3 separate regions of the Homo sapiens genome follow, and all the other regions are linked to region 2. Evidence: chromatin loops called from intact Hi-C (ENCODE). Cell type or tissue: sigmoid colon. All regions are shown on one strand. Links, peaks and the distances in the headings refer to the core of each region. The heading gives the core; the rest is flanking DNA.

Region 1 (4,084 bases), core at 862-3,361, 290 kb after region 2:
TCCTGAGTAGCTGAGAGTACAGGCATGTGCCACCACCCAAGGCTAATTTTTAAATTTTTTTTTATACGCAGGGTTTTGCCATCTTGCCCACGCTGGTCTAGAACTCCTGGGCTCACACAGTCTGCCTGCCTTGGCATCCCAAAGTGCTGGGCTTACAGGAGTGAGCCACTGTGCCCAGCCCAACTATATACAATCTTTGTCAATTGTACCTTGTGAAGTTGGGGAGCAAATGAGGCTGCATACCAGCTTGTCTCAAAGTAAGATCTCTGTATCAGACTCAGGGTCCTATTCCAGGTCTAGGAAACAGGGCACCGGGTTTTCATATATTTTCAAGAACCTCAAGTATTTCCAACATAAATTCAAGTTTTAAAATGTATTGGCTTTTAAAAATATGAGGTCTTGCTATTTCTGGAATGTCACAGGACAGCCAAGGTTTTTTTTTTGAGAAAAATGAAGCAAGACTGGGCATTCCCTAGAAGCTTCTGAATGTGAGAATGCAGTGAGAAGGGCTCCAACTGTGAGCGTCATCAGTTTCTTCATCTGTAAAATGAACTAAAGTGTCACTTTCATATGGTGACTATAAGAGCTGGGAAGGGGCTGGGCACGGTGGCTCATGCCGGTAATCCCAGCACTTTGGGAGGCCAAGGCTGGTGGATCACCTGAGGTCAGGTGTTCAAGACTAGCCTGGCCAACATGGTGAAACCTCCGTGTCTATTAAAAATATAAAAATTAGCTAGGCATGGTCGTGGGCACCTGTAATCCCAGCTACTCGGGAGGTTGAGGCAGGAGAATCACTTGAACCTGGGAGGTAGAGGTTACTGCGAGCTGAGATGGTGCCACTGCACTCCAGCCTGGGTGACAGAGTGAGACTCTGTCCCAAAAAAAAAGGGAACGTGCATTCCAGGCATGTCACCTGGAGCTAAGAACTCAGCTGACCTTAGTCAGTGTCAGTTGTCTGATTAGGGAGCATCATTTCCTAATGCTACTAAGAGAACACAGGACCCTGCTAAAAGACAGAAAACAGTTTGGCTGCAGATGGGGAGAACCGAGACAATGCTCTTTTTGCAAACCTAGAGGCAACCACCCTGAATTATAGCAAACTACATTTCTCCAGCACACCAGACCGAAAGCCTCATTGTCCTTCGCTATTTGAACCTCAGTGAGATAAGAGGCTGCTTTTTCAGCTGTCCAATATGTCTCTCGCCATCACATGCAGATTTAGCTTCTTTTGTAAGAGCAGCGGAAGCTCTGAGAGCAAGGGTTTCTGTGCCTTGTTCACTGCTGTATCTCCCGTTTCTAGAATAATGCCTGGAAGAGAGTATGAGCTCAATCCGTATTTGTGGAGGGAATATGTGAGTGAATGGATGGTGTATTCAGGGATACTTTCCTCCCATATTCTTGTGCCTCCCTCTCAGAGTAGAACTGGTTGGCCAGGACATAAAACTGAATGAGTTACACCTAATGTCTGCTATGTTTGGGAAGAGAATGATGGTGAAGGAATTGGTCTCACTTCGTTTTCATGAACCTAGAATGCAGGTACCAAAAGGAAAAGGGATCACGAAAAGACATAAAGGAAAGTGTAAGTCTAAGCATGTTAAATGTTCAATCTCTTACAAAGAATAAACAGCAAAGCTCAGGTGAGGACTCCAGCCAATTGTGCAGGACAGAATCATCAAACAGCTGCTTCTTGCTGGAACCTGCACTGTTACAGGGGGCCTCAGTCTCTCGGTAGTTGTCTTCTTCTTTTTCTAATTGTCCCCCTAGACTGCAAGGACTTTGAGAAAAGTTCTGAATTTTTCAAGGGGAAAAAAAAATTTAAAAAGCGGGAAGGAAACATGGCGAAAAAGAGACAGAGAAAGAGACACAGAGAGAAAGACAAAAAGAGACAAGCAAAGAAGGGGAGAGATAGCAAAAGAGAAAAAAAAATTTTTAAAGAGAAAGAAAATGAAGGCAAGAAAGGGAAAAAGAAAGACGAAAAGTAAAAAATAGGCAAGAAAGAATGAAATAAAGCTGGAGAGAGAAGGCAAGAAAGAGAAAAAGAAAAAGAGAACAACAACAGCAAAGATTGCCAGGGATCTGAGCATAGAGGGAAAGTAGCAGCAGGGGGATCACAAGCCCCAAACCATCTCTGTTTTATTTTCTTTCTTTCCTGCCTCTGCCCTCACCATCTCCGGCCTGCATTTTTCAGCACTTCATTCTACTCAGCCTCTTGCAAAGCCCAAAGGGTGCAAGACCACAGTGTCAGGAAGAGGCTTTTTTTTTTTTTTTCCCCCTTTCCAGTCTTGGCGTAGAGCCTCCGGTGAACATGTCATGGATGGAGGCCAGACACTGTCTCACAAACAACTCGCAGAAGCAAGCCGGGGCCCGCCAATAGGCTCACAGCTTCCTCCCCTGCATGGCTTTGGTGTCAAACGAATCGTTCCTAGGACTTCATGTAGCGTGTGCTGTTTTATGTCCCCAGCATACACCCACAGGCTCTAAATCCAGGCACTGTCTTATTGATGGCTAGGCCTGGAGAAGGGCTTCCCCCAGGGATAGTGTGAACGCCAACATTTGGCAGAGTAGGAAGGAAGACTGGAGAAGGCCATCGGGATTGCTTCTTCTGCCATAAAAATATTTACAGAGCTGGTAGATTGCAGTGGGTAAGGCTGGAGGCTCCAGGAGGCCTTCATTTAAATCCTTATGCTGACGTTGTCCAGCCATGCACAGTATTGCACAAGTTATTTGACTATCTGTGCGTCAGTTTCCCCAACAGACAAATGAGGATACTTATAGTACTAAATTTATTGGAGTTCTTTTGAGCATTAAATAAAACTGGTCGTTCATTTAACATATATTTATTGAGCAGTTACTGTTGCCTTGGGATATTCCTCTTAGAGCTCACTCGGGGGAGATTCTAATAAAAGTAATAATAAAACAAACATCCCACGGAAGTTGCTGAGCAGAGTATCTGGTGCATCATAGAGAAATATTTGCTGTGATTAATTGAGGAGCTTCCATGTAACAGGCACTGTCATAGAACTTTAATTGTATTCACCATGACATCAAATCTTCATAATAATACGACAATGCAGTTATTAAAAACATTCTCATTCTTTTACAAACGAGGATACTGAACTCAGAAGCTTGAAGTGAGCTTGCCTTATGTCACATAATTAGAAAATAAGGAAGCTGGATTTGGGACACAGATCCATTGAACTAAAACCCAAGCCTTCAAATAGTGTGTCTCTGTATCTGCACAATCATAGGTTGTGGACAATTCTAGCTTAGGTGAAGCAAGGGGCTGCCCAGTGCACAGAGTGCTGTTTCCCTTGCTCAAGTTTCTAGTAGGATCATTGACTGGAATTTTACTTCCTCCTTTGTCCTAACTATTTCTAATAGGTCCTTTCCAGAGATAATTTTTTTTCACCTATCTGGAAATAAAATGGGCTAAGGTTTTAGCAGAGGGAAGGAAATGAGAAAAGGAAAATCTGGACCCCAACTAACTGAATGTTCATCATAGGTGTTTAATGTTCCCTTCGCAGACAAGTAAAAAACACAACCCGGTGAATAGTGAAAGACTGGGAGGTGACGCTTAGCAATGCAGGTCAGGTCCCAGCAACGGGGGTTCACCTGAGCCAAGCCTGCATCAAGCCAACAGCAAAGCAACTGGTTGGAGTTGTTAGATGGGTGTGGTGGACGTGGAGGAGTGGAGCGCCATGAGATAGCAAGTGAACATGCCACTTGGCTTCGTGGTTCATGGGTAAAAACCCAAGTCAGCTACTGTTAGATCTTGGCATAAACAACTCTAACTATGTAAAGTTGTTATCACTAAATTAGCATCTATTAAAAGCCTATAATTATTATTTTTACTCGTGGGATGTGTGTGTGTCTGTGTGTGTGGTGTGTGTGTCCTCTTTTAAACCCCGTTTATAAGCATCCACTTAATTCATTTTTGATCAGACTGAACAGGGGCCAAGCCTTTTTAGCTAATATAAGCATTGGCTCGGTGTCAGATGTCCAGGATTTGGAGAAACTCAAAAGACTTGCTCCTGCTCTGCTTTCTTTTTAAAAAAAAAACTCAACTATTTAGAGTCATCCCCCA
Region 2 (4,084 bases), core at 758-3,257:
GATGATGTTTTTACTTGGTTCCAGAAATTCTGATAGGGGCTGGAGGTTCAGAGGTGAGTAAGCTAGAAAAGTTCCTCGTTTCATGGAACTTTCATTCTAATGCAGTAAAGGAAGATCATCAAGTGGTAAACAAGCCAACATACACAATAACCTCACAGCCTGATAGGTACTTGAAAAAAATTAGTAAAGGTCATAAAATGTCAATGTTGTTAGCAACGGACTGAGATTAAAGTCTGCTTCTCTGTCTTCCATTCTATTCTCAGGAACCAAAGATAAACTTTTGAAGGGAAAATCTGATTATGCATAATCATTGGACTTTGGCATTTCACTACTTGCCCTTTAAATATTATCTTTTTTCCTCCACAAAACTGCACATGTCATGAAAGTGGAGACAGGGCTGCTTTTTCACTTCACCCCCTCACTGTTGCACATAGTGGGAGCTCAGTAAATATTTGCTGGATGGATGGATGAATTAAGAGAGGTTCTATTTGGTAGTGGTGGAGGGGACTGCTGTGATTGATACTTAAGACAGGTGCAATCCAATTGGTATCTATCAAGGGAGCACCCAACTGGAGAAGCAACATGAAGCAGAACATAGGTTGCCGGTGGAGTTAGGAAACTGACTCTAGGTTTGGCTCATCATTGGCTCCGAATATGTCAACTTCATGGCCCTTTCTGCTCCAACCCCAGCATAGAAGTGTGGAAAGGTAAACCTCAGAGCAGCAATTTGGTGGTATTAGGTATAGAAGGATTTCCATTGTTAGGCCATGGAGAAGAATGGTCAATTCAATGACTTAATATTGCAATTTAGAATCCCAAGAACGCAGGAGAGGTTGTAGGGTCAAGAGGAGATGAGCCTAGCCCTCAGGGATTCTTAAACACTTAGATTATGGTGTTTATGAAGTTACTCTGAGTTCTTCCTTTATTTGCAAAATTGGCATAATCACCAAGTAATGAGCTTTGCTGTTAGTACCCTGATTCTGTTTAGGCCCATTACCTTTGCTTAAACATTATATCCACAACATTCCTAAAATGGTTATGTTTCCTGTTTGAGCCAATTGGAAGTCTGAAGGCTAAAAGCTTTTTTGAACAATCAAAGATCTGAAAGTCAAACTGGCTTCATCAAAAGGGCAGTGAATTTCCTAAGAGAAGAGAGATTCAACTTGAGGCTGGACATGTCAAGGATGTTAAAGATCAAACAGTGGCAAATAATTGAAAAAAAAATGTTTGTATGAAATGCTGTCTGAACCTGACATTTTGTGAGCCTGTGACATAAAACATTCATTTGGTGAGCTGTCAAAGAAGACTTTATCCTCTTATGTATCCATGACAAATACTTGGGATGAGGATCCAGGGGTTTTTCTAGTCCTTGGTTTTCTCATCTGTGAAAAGGGGTTGAAAAATTCTACCTCCTAGAATTCTTGTAAGGCTTCCAAGGGGTAATACTTAGGAAATACCAGGTTCCTAGTCAGCACTTAATAAATCTCAGTTAAATTTGAATCTGAACTCTTTCAATACAGGAGCACTGAAAGTTTAGCCTTTCTCAATAATATAAGCTACCCTGAGCCAAGGCAAAAATCAGTAGGACTCCAACGTTCCCACTCCCTGATTATGGAAGCAGTGAAAAATGTGTTGATTTTATTCTTTTGGTGAGCTGTACACCCACCTAGCAAGACCAGGCCTAAACATATGGTCCCAATTTCTTGTCTCAAGGGAAAGACCAGTGTTCTTAGAGAAGCTAATTTTTACCAGTCTCCATAAAAAGTAATTTCCCATCCATGGAAAGTGGATTGGCCTGAACAGGCTCTGTTAACTGTTCTCAGGGCAGATGCGAAGCCCAGCAGAGGGCACTTGCCTGTGCTAGCTCTACTTCTATCTACTCTCATCTCCAACTTCTACCCTCTGTCTATCTATGAGACCTCACAGGTCTGTTCCTCTATGAAGCCTGTCTTGATTGCTCTAATTGGGTTTAAGTCCCTTTAGCGTATGTTGTCACTGTGTCATGAACATACATCTTTGTAGTAGTGTTAAGCTGGGGTTTGTGAAAGTTTGGGTATTATTTCTCCCACTTGACTGTAAGCCCTGTCTGTGTTGGCTCCCTATATCCCAGCGTCTAGCAGAGAGGCAGAACACACTCCACAGGAATACTTGCAGAAGGGAGAAAGAATGCTTGTGAGGCTGTTGGCTGAAAAGAAAACTGAAAGCAGGAGAGACAAACCATTGTGTGGATAGGCGTCTCACTGCACCGGGCAAAGCCGGGCAAACAGAGGGAGTGGAGGGTTACAACAGGAGGGATTTAGGACAGTGTTCAGGAAGAAAGCTGCTTTGCAAACATCCTTTAAAATTCAGGGCTGCCTAAAGAGTTACAGTGCGATCCCAGGGAAAACAGCCAGCAATTATATCAGCCTCTGCAAACAGAATAATCTGCTTTGCTCCAATCCCGATTTTTATTTTCCATAGGTTTTAAAGAAAAGTTAGAAGATAAACTTTACGGCGAAAGATTATAGGCAGGGTTCTGGCTAGGCTTTTTAAGCTAGGGGGATTTAAGGAAAGGAGACAGTACTCTCTCTCTGAGACCAAGTGAGTCTCTGGGGATGGGTGGAGTCGAAAACCTCTCCCTTGCTGGGCGATACTGTCTTGTGTTGACGTTCAAAAATATCTCCTTTAAGTTATCAAAAGAACCATCTCTTAGGTGCTGTCTGTTAGGGTAGGAGGTGGGCATGCCTAGGTCTTCTCCTGCTGCGAAGGGAAGAAGGAAGCTAGCTGGGGCCTTTCTGCTGAGCCTTTTAGACAATAGCACAGTGAGTACAGACACGTTTCCCTTGACTGCCAGGCTCAGAGCAAGGGCGAGGGTGGCACACAGGCATCTGCTAAGCAGAAAAATGTCATGCCAGGGGCTTCTTCACCAGCCAACCCTGTTCCTAGCTGGCAGGCCACTTCCCAGGCAGTTTCCAAACAACAAAACAGAAGGGATTTCATTTCTCACTTCATTTTTTTTTTTTTGGCTTCTGTATTCCCAGTCCCTACATTCTGAATAAACAACCTTTTGTTGTAAATGGATAACTTGTAAGCCATAGGCACTCAGGGAGAGCAAAGAAGCTAGCTAAGGTGTGGGGAGGGGGAGGAAGAATCTGTGCTCCAAGACTGGGCCTGCCTACTGTGTTGTTATGTGTCTGGGCTACATGTGTCTCCATGTCTCCGCGTCCTCACCTGGAAAGAGGGATAATTCTGCATGCCATATTGACAACCACAATGGTGAAGATGAATTAGAAGGAGGCACCTTGAAAAAAAGAAAAAAGGAAACTGTATAAGAAAAAAAGCCCCACACAGTTTTAAATATGCTCAACTTGATAATTCTTCATAAAATTAGAATCACAGTGACTTCCAGTATGCAGCTGAGTTCACGTGAAGTCTGCAGTCACTTGTTAGAGAAATGCTTTTACGGAATTGCTTCACCAAGCAGAGAACTGGCTCTGCTGTCTCACAGATGTGGGAAGTGACCAGCTTTGATCAGAGTAGCCTTGATCCAGTCACTTTCCTCTCTGAGTTGTGGTTCCCACATTAGTTGAGGGGAAGCTGCCGAGGTGGATGTGTGTTGCAGGATGAAGATAAGATGTTCCCCAAACACACAGAACATGGGTCTTTTCTACTCATTCCAGGATTATTGAGGAAGATCCACCTAAGATGCAAGTGTTAAATACAGTGATGGGGCAGGATGGGCCAAGGGTGATAAACATGCTCATTCTGAGAATTGGTAGTTATGCATAGGACTGCATAAGGCTGGCATAGCCCTGGCGATGTAGGTTCTACTGAGACCTATCCCCAGATGGGGGCCATAACCACATGGGCAGTTGTACAGCCATGCAACCACACCAGTAAGTGGATAGAACCAAGAGCTCCAAAGTTACACAGACAGTTTCCAGTCCTGCTTCTGCCTCCCCTGCTCAGTGCCTCTGTTTACCCATGGGCACACCAAGCTCTAAATAGGATTAAGCATGGCAACTACTCAACACAGTATCTGGTAGAAACCCCTCAGAAACGATAGTATTATTAACAATATTATTACTAACCCTAAGTACCTGGG
Region 3 (4,084 bases), core at 481-2,980, 72 kb after region 2:
AAAGCTACTGGTAACATTGCCTGAAAAGTCTTGGAATTGAAAATTCATTTTAGCCGATTTGCACAATCACCCCGGCCGTGTTTATATAGAAAACGTATGGCACACGCTTTGATTACCACGGCTAATAAATCCATGCAGCCTTCCCTCTTCTCTGCAATATAAATCCTTTTCCTCCCTGGCTATTTAATATGCAAGGCAGATTGGAACATTAGCGGTGGAAGAGGGTAAATAATCTGGTAATTGATCTGGGATTTGTGGATTTTTACCTCAAATTTCTGCATACGGTTGAAGGTCGTAAGCTATACAAACCTCTATTGATCAGAGTTCTTTGTTTAAATGGAACCTACTGTATTTATTTGTGTTGCTCTTCCAAAGTCAAACAAAAAGGGCACTGATCTAGCTAAACCCCGGCATGGCACCGTGGACATGTGGTCCATTCACTCGGTGTACAGATGTTTTCAATCTGCACACTTTGTCTTTCATATCCATGTGAGATGAAACAGCCTTCATTTAGCCCGGGAGACACGCCAGCAAGAGAAGATACATACTTAACCCTTCACAGACACATTTCCCTGCTCCCTTTGGACACTGAGATGTGATTCTGGGGAAGCAGAGTGTTTCCCTAGAGATTCAACCTGGTGCTCTCAGTGTTGCTCTGTCCCTAGTTGCTCTGGGTATCCAGAAAATAGTAATAATAATAATAAATAATCCCTTCCACTCCCGTCTTTGCCCCCCAGCCTCTACCTCCCTATCTTTGGCAGTTCTTCAAAGCTGTAGACCTCTTGTGAAAGAGATTTAAGGTGGGGAATGGTATTCTCGGCTGTCTCTGGGCATTTCAAACAATCCTGCATAGATGATGACAGAGATTTACTAAGGGTCGGTTTGGCCAGTGCCTGGGTCCTTAGAATGCAGGCGAGTTGCTATTACTAGGCCCCTTTCCTAGGGTGGACTTTACTCTCTCCCATTTCTGTTTCTTTAACAGCAACTTAGCCAGGGTTTCTCAACCTTGGCACTCTTGACATTTGGGGGAGGATAGTTCTTTGTGGTATGTGTGTGTGCTGGGGCCAGGGGCTGACCTATGTGTTGAAGGATGTGGAGCAGCATCTCTGGCCTCTACAAACTAGACATCAGGAGCACTGCCCACCTGAGTTATGATGACCAAAACTCCCTGGGTTGAGAACCCAGTTTCCCCCAGTTTAGAACCCTTGCCTTTTAGGGATTGCTTGTGGTATTATAAAGATCATGAGCTTCAGAGCAGACGGACGCCCTCCCACTCCTTGTCCGGCCTCCTGCGTGCTGCTTGACCTTGGCAACCTCTTCTCTCTATTACAGCTTCCCCATCAATGAGGTGCCTATTAGAAGTCCCAGCTTCCACGGCTGTGTGCTGTGGACCCAACACAAAGCGCTGTGGTCAGCACCTTAGCCCAAGCCTGGTTTGGAGGGGCGCCGGTGCATGTCCCTTAGCACCAGACCTGGAAATAAGTTCAAAGGGAGCACACAGGACTTGCTGAGGGAAGGCAATGGATGCAAGAATGTGAGATCCACTCCCTTTAAGGCCTCATCAGCTTTTGAACACCCTGTGCCAATAGTAGCAGCTCTGGGTTTCTGGACGGAGCTGTGTGGCTTGGCAATTGGAATCGGGATGGATTCGCTTTTTCCTTCCACCCCGGGCTTTGTGACCCTCCCTTCTTAGAGCTGGAGCTGAAGGCTGGCTGCTCCCAAATGCTTATCCATTGCTCTGAGTAGTTGAATGTGTTAAATACATTGAAGTCCTTCATAAAATAGGGTTATTCTCAGCTTGGCTGACACATTCTCCTGGCTGTTACATCTTTGGAAATTACGTATCAGGACCTGGCTATAATGTGAGTGGCTTTATCTGCAGACATACTGAGGTTGAAATCTCAGCTTAGCCACTTTCTAATTGCTGAGTGTTCTTGGGCAAGTTGATTTAACTTTGTGGGTTTGCCAATCCCCACTGGCAAATGGGTCTTGATAATGACCTCAAAATATAGCTTTGAAAATAAATAGGGTGTCATATTGGGAGTTTCTCAGTGTGTGTGTGTGGTACATTCTTGGCATTACCAAACAATACTGCTATTATTGCTATTATTATTAATTATTAAAGTGTTCTTTACTGGTTGTCTAATTGACATAAAAATTCAAAATCACATGAAGCCTACGATTCAAACATAAGTGTTTTATGATATTCACTAGTAGATCTGTGTGATATCCAGACAGTTTTCTTTTCACTTTTCATTATAATATTTTGTGATACAGCTTCAGTCATAATGTTTGGGGAGGATTATTTCCATCTCTTTCAAACTCTGATTTTCAAAGCTAAAAAGGTATTTCTAAACATAGCAAAATGGGACTTGTACGAAATGGAAAATAGACTCAGCAAATTAAGGCTAGGGTCTTTATCTGCAGAAGCACACAACTTAAGATCCTGGGTCTAGTGAAAGTCACCGTGACCTTTATATAAACATAGCATTTTACAGCTTACAACTTGATCTCACATACATTTTATCACTAGATGCCCCATTTATTCGAAGGCATGAATACCCCCACCTGGTCACACTTTTCGAGTAGAAATGAGACTCTGGGGTTTTTGACACCACGTTTAGTTCTCCCTCCAGCCTGTGCATTTATCAGCCTGACGGTGGACAAGCATTTTGTCCTGGGGAGGGTAGGTCTATATTTTCTCCCTTTTTCCATGGGTCCTTAACCAAATATTTTACAGGGTGTAAGAAGAGATCATCAGCAACTGAGAGTATCTTATGGAGAAAGGAGAAATAAAATCAATAAAATCAAGACACACGCACACACAAACACACACACACAATTATTCTCCAAGCTTTCCTGCTTTTTTCCCATTTTTCTCCACTCCCCATGCTCCCCCGGCCCCCATCAACACTCCCCACAAATATATCATATTCCTTGTACTTTTCTTGAGTTCATGTTTACCGATTTTCACTGAATAAAACAGTTTGCCTTTGGGCCATTTGGTCTAGGAAACTTCTCTCTTGAAATATGTATTTTGAGACATATACAATTATATATGTAATCTACATGTAAGTCATGAAACTGTATATAAACAACTTGGAAAACAATGTCTCAAGAACCATAAACCAGTATCGGTGAAACTTCTTTCCCAAGTCCTTTCTCTTTTCCTCATCAAGTTAAACTACCTTAAACTTTATGTTTACCATTCTCTGGCTTTTCTTAAAAGTTGTATTTTTCAGGTAGATATCACTGAACTGTAGGTGTATGTGTGTGGCTTGTTTTTAACTTGGTAAAAATGTCACCATATCTTATATTATCTGGCATCACTCAATTTTTCCTCTCTGCATTAGATTTCTAGGTTTAATTCATGTTGGTGCATGTACCTGTATGTGGTTCATTTATTTTCCCTGCTAGGTACTGTTCTATTCCATTTATTCATTGTCCTGTTGTTAGATATAGGGGCCATTTCTAGTTGCCTGGTTTTCGTGTATTTGTTTGTTTTCAAATATTAGCGTGGTCCAAACATAATGGCGGTTTTTGCCATTGAAAGTAACAGCAAAAACCACCATTATATTTGCACCAACTTAATACAACTATATGATATTCTTGTACATGTTTTTCAACAGATGTGAATAAGAGTTTTTCTACAGTACATATCTAGGAGTTGAACTGAAGACGGGTCGAGCGACCGTAGATCTACTCCCATGACAAACCTTCTGATTTTTAAAATATTTTTATTAGTTTGCTCCAAAGAAGACACCTTGTTTCTTTTTGCTGAGTGCTTTTTTTTCTCCCCAAAGTGCGAGTTTCCACTTCCTGACTTCCCCCAAAACGGCTATTCAGCCAGGGTTCCCTCTCTTCTTCGTTTGCACACACTGCTGTAGTTTTAGAAGAAGCCCTTTGGTTTGAATCCTGGCTCTGCCATTTACCAGTAATGACTTTGGACAAATCCTGTGTCTCTTGTTTGACTCACAGGGTTGCATTGAGGATCTTGCTCTTTTAGAGTTGAAAGTAGGAGAAAGTTCTCTTCATTTTTTTCCCAAACGTCAACCTACTCTACCTCTCCCTGCACACACACACA

The links. Peaks named below come from ENCODE experiments on the same cell type or tissue, not always from the same donor. Only the 100,000 strongest peaks of a DNase experiment are listed, where the experiment ranks them.
Region 1: it touches region 2 in a loop (3-fold over the local background); 2 of 110 quality-filtered maps call a loop at or near these places.
Region 3: it touches region 2 in a loop (3-fold over the local background); 3 of 110 quality-filtered maps call a loop at or near these places.

The regions. Positions count from the first base shown.
Region 1 is chr16:80,056,041-80,060,124 of GRCh38, forward strand. The region is part of intron 1 of LOC105371357 (a long non-coding RNA gene); the gene reads left to right. Among named protein-coding and RNA genes, the nearest start is that of LINC01228, 230 kb to the left of the region's middle. In sigmoid colon, for the core only: no CTCF peak of the experiment used is centred there; a DNase peak (open chromatin) is centred at 2,361; H3K27ac peaks cover 588 bases.
Region 2 is chr16:79,765,943-79,770,026 of GRCh38, forward strand. It overlaps MAFTRR (MAF transcriptional regulator RNA), which reads right to left. Exons shown (of 6, transcript NR_104663.1): 2 at 3,211-3,280. Among named protein-coding and RNA genes, the nearest start is that of LINC01229, 2.5 kb to the right of the region's middle. In sigmoid colon, for the core only: a CTCF peak has its summit at 1,799 (motif pointing right); DNase peaks (open chromatin) are centred at 1,840 and 2,816; H3K4me3 peaks cover 1,235 bases; H3K27ac peaks cover 1,678 bases.
Region 3 is chr16:79,838,608-79,842,691 of GRCh38, forward strand. No RefSeq gene overlaps it. Among named protein-coding and RNA genes, the nearest start is that of LINC01228, 14 kb to the left of the region's middle. In sigmoid colon, for the core only: no CTCF peak of the experiment used is centred there; DNase peaks (open chromatin) are centred at 509 and 1,614; H3K27ac peaks cover 722 bases.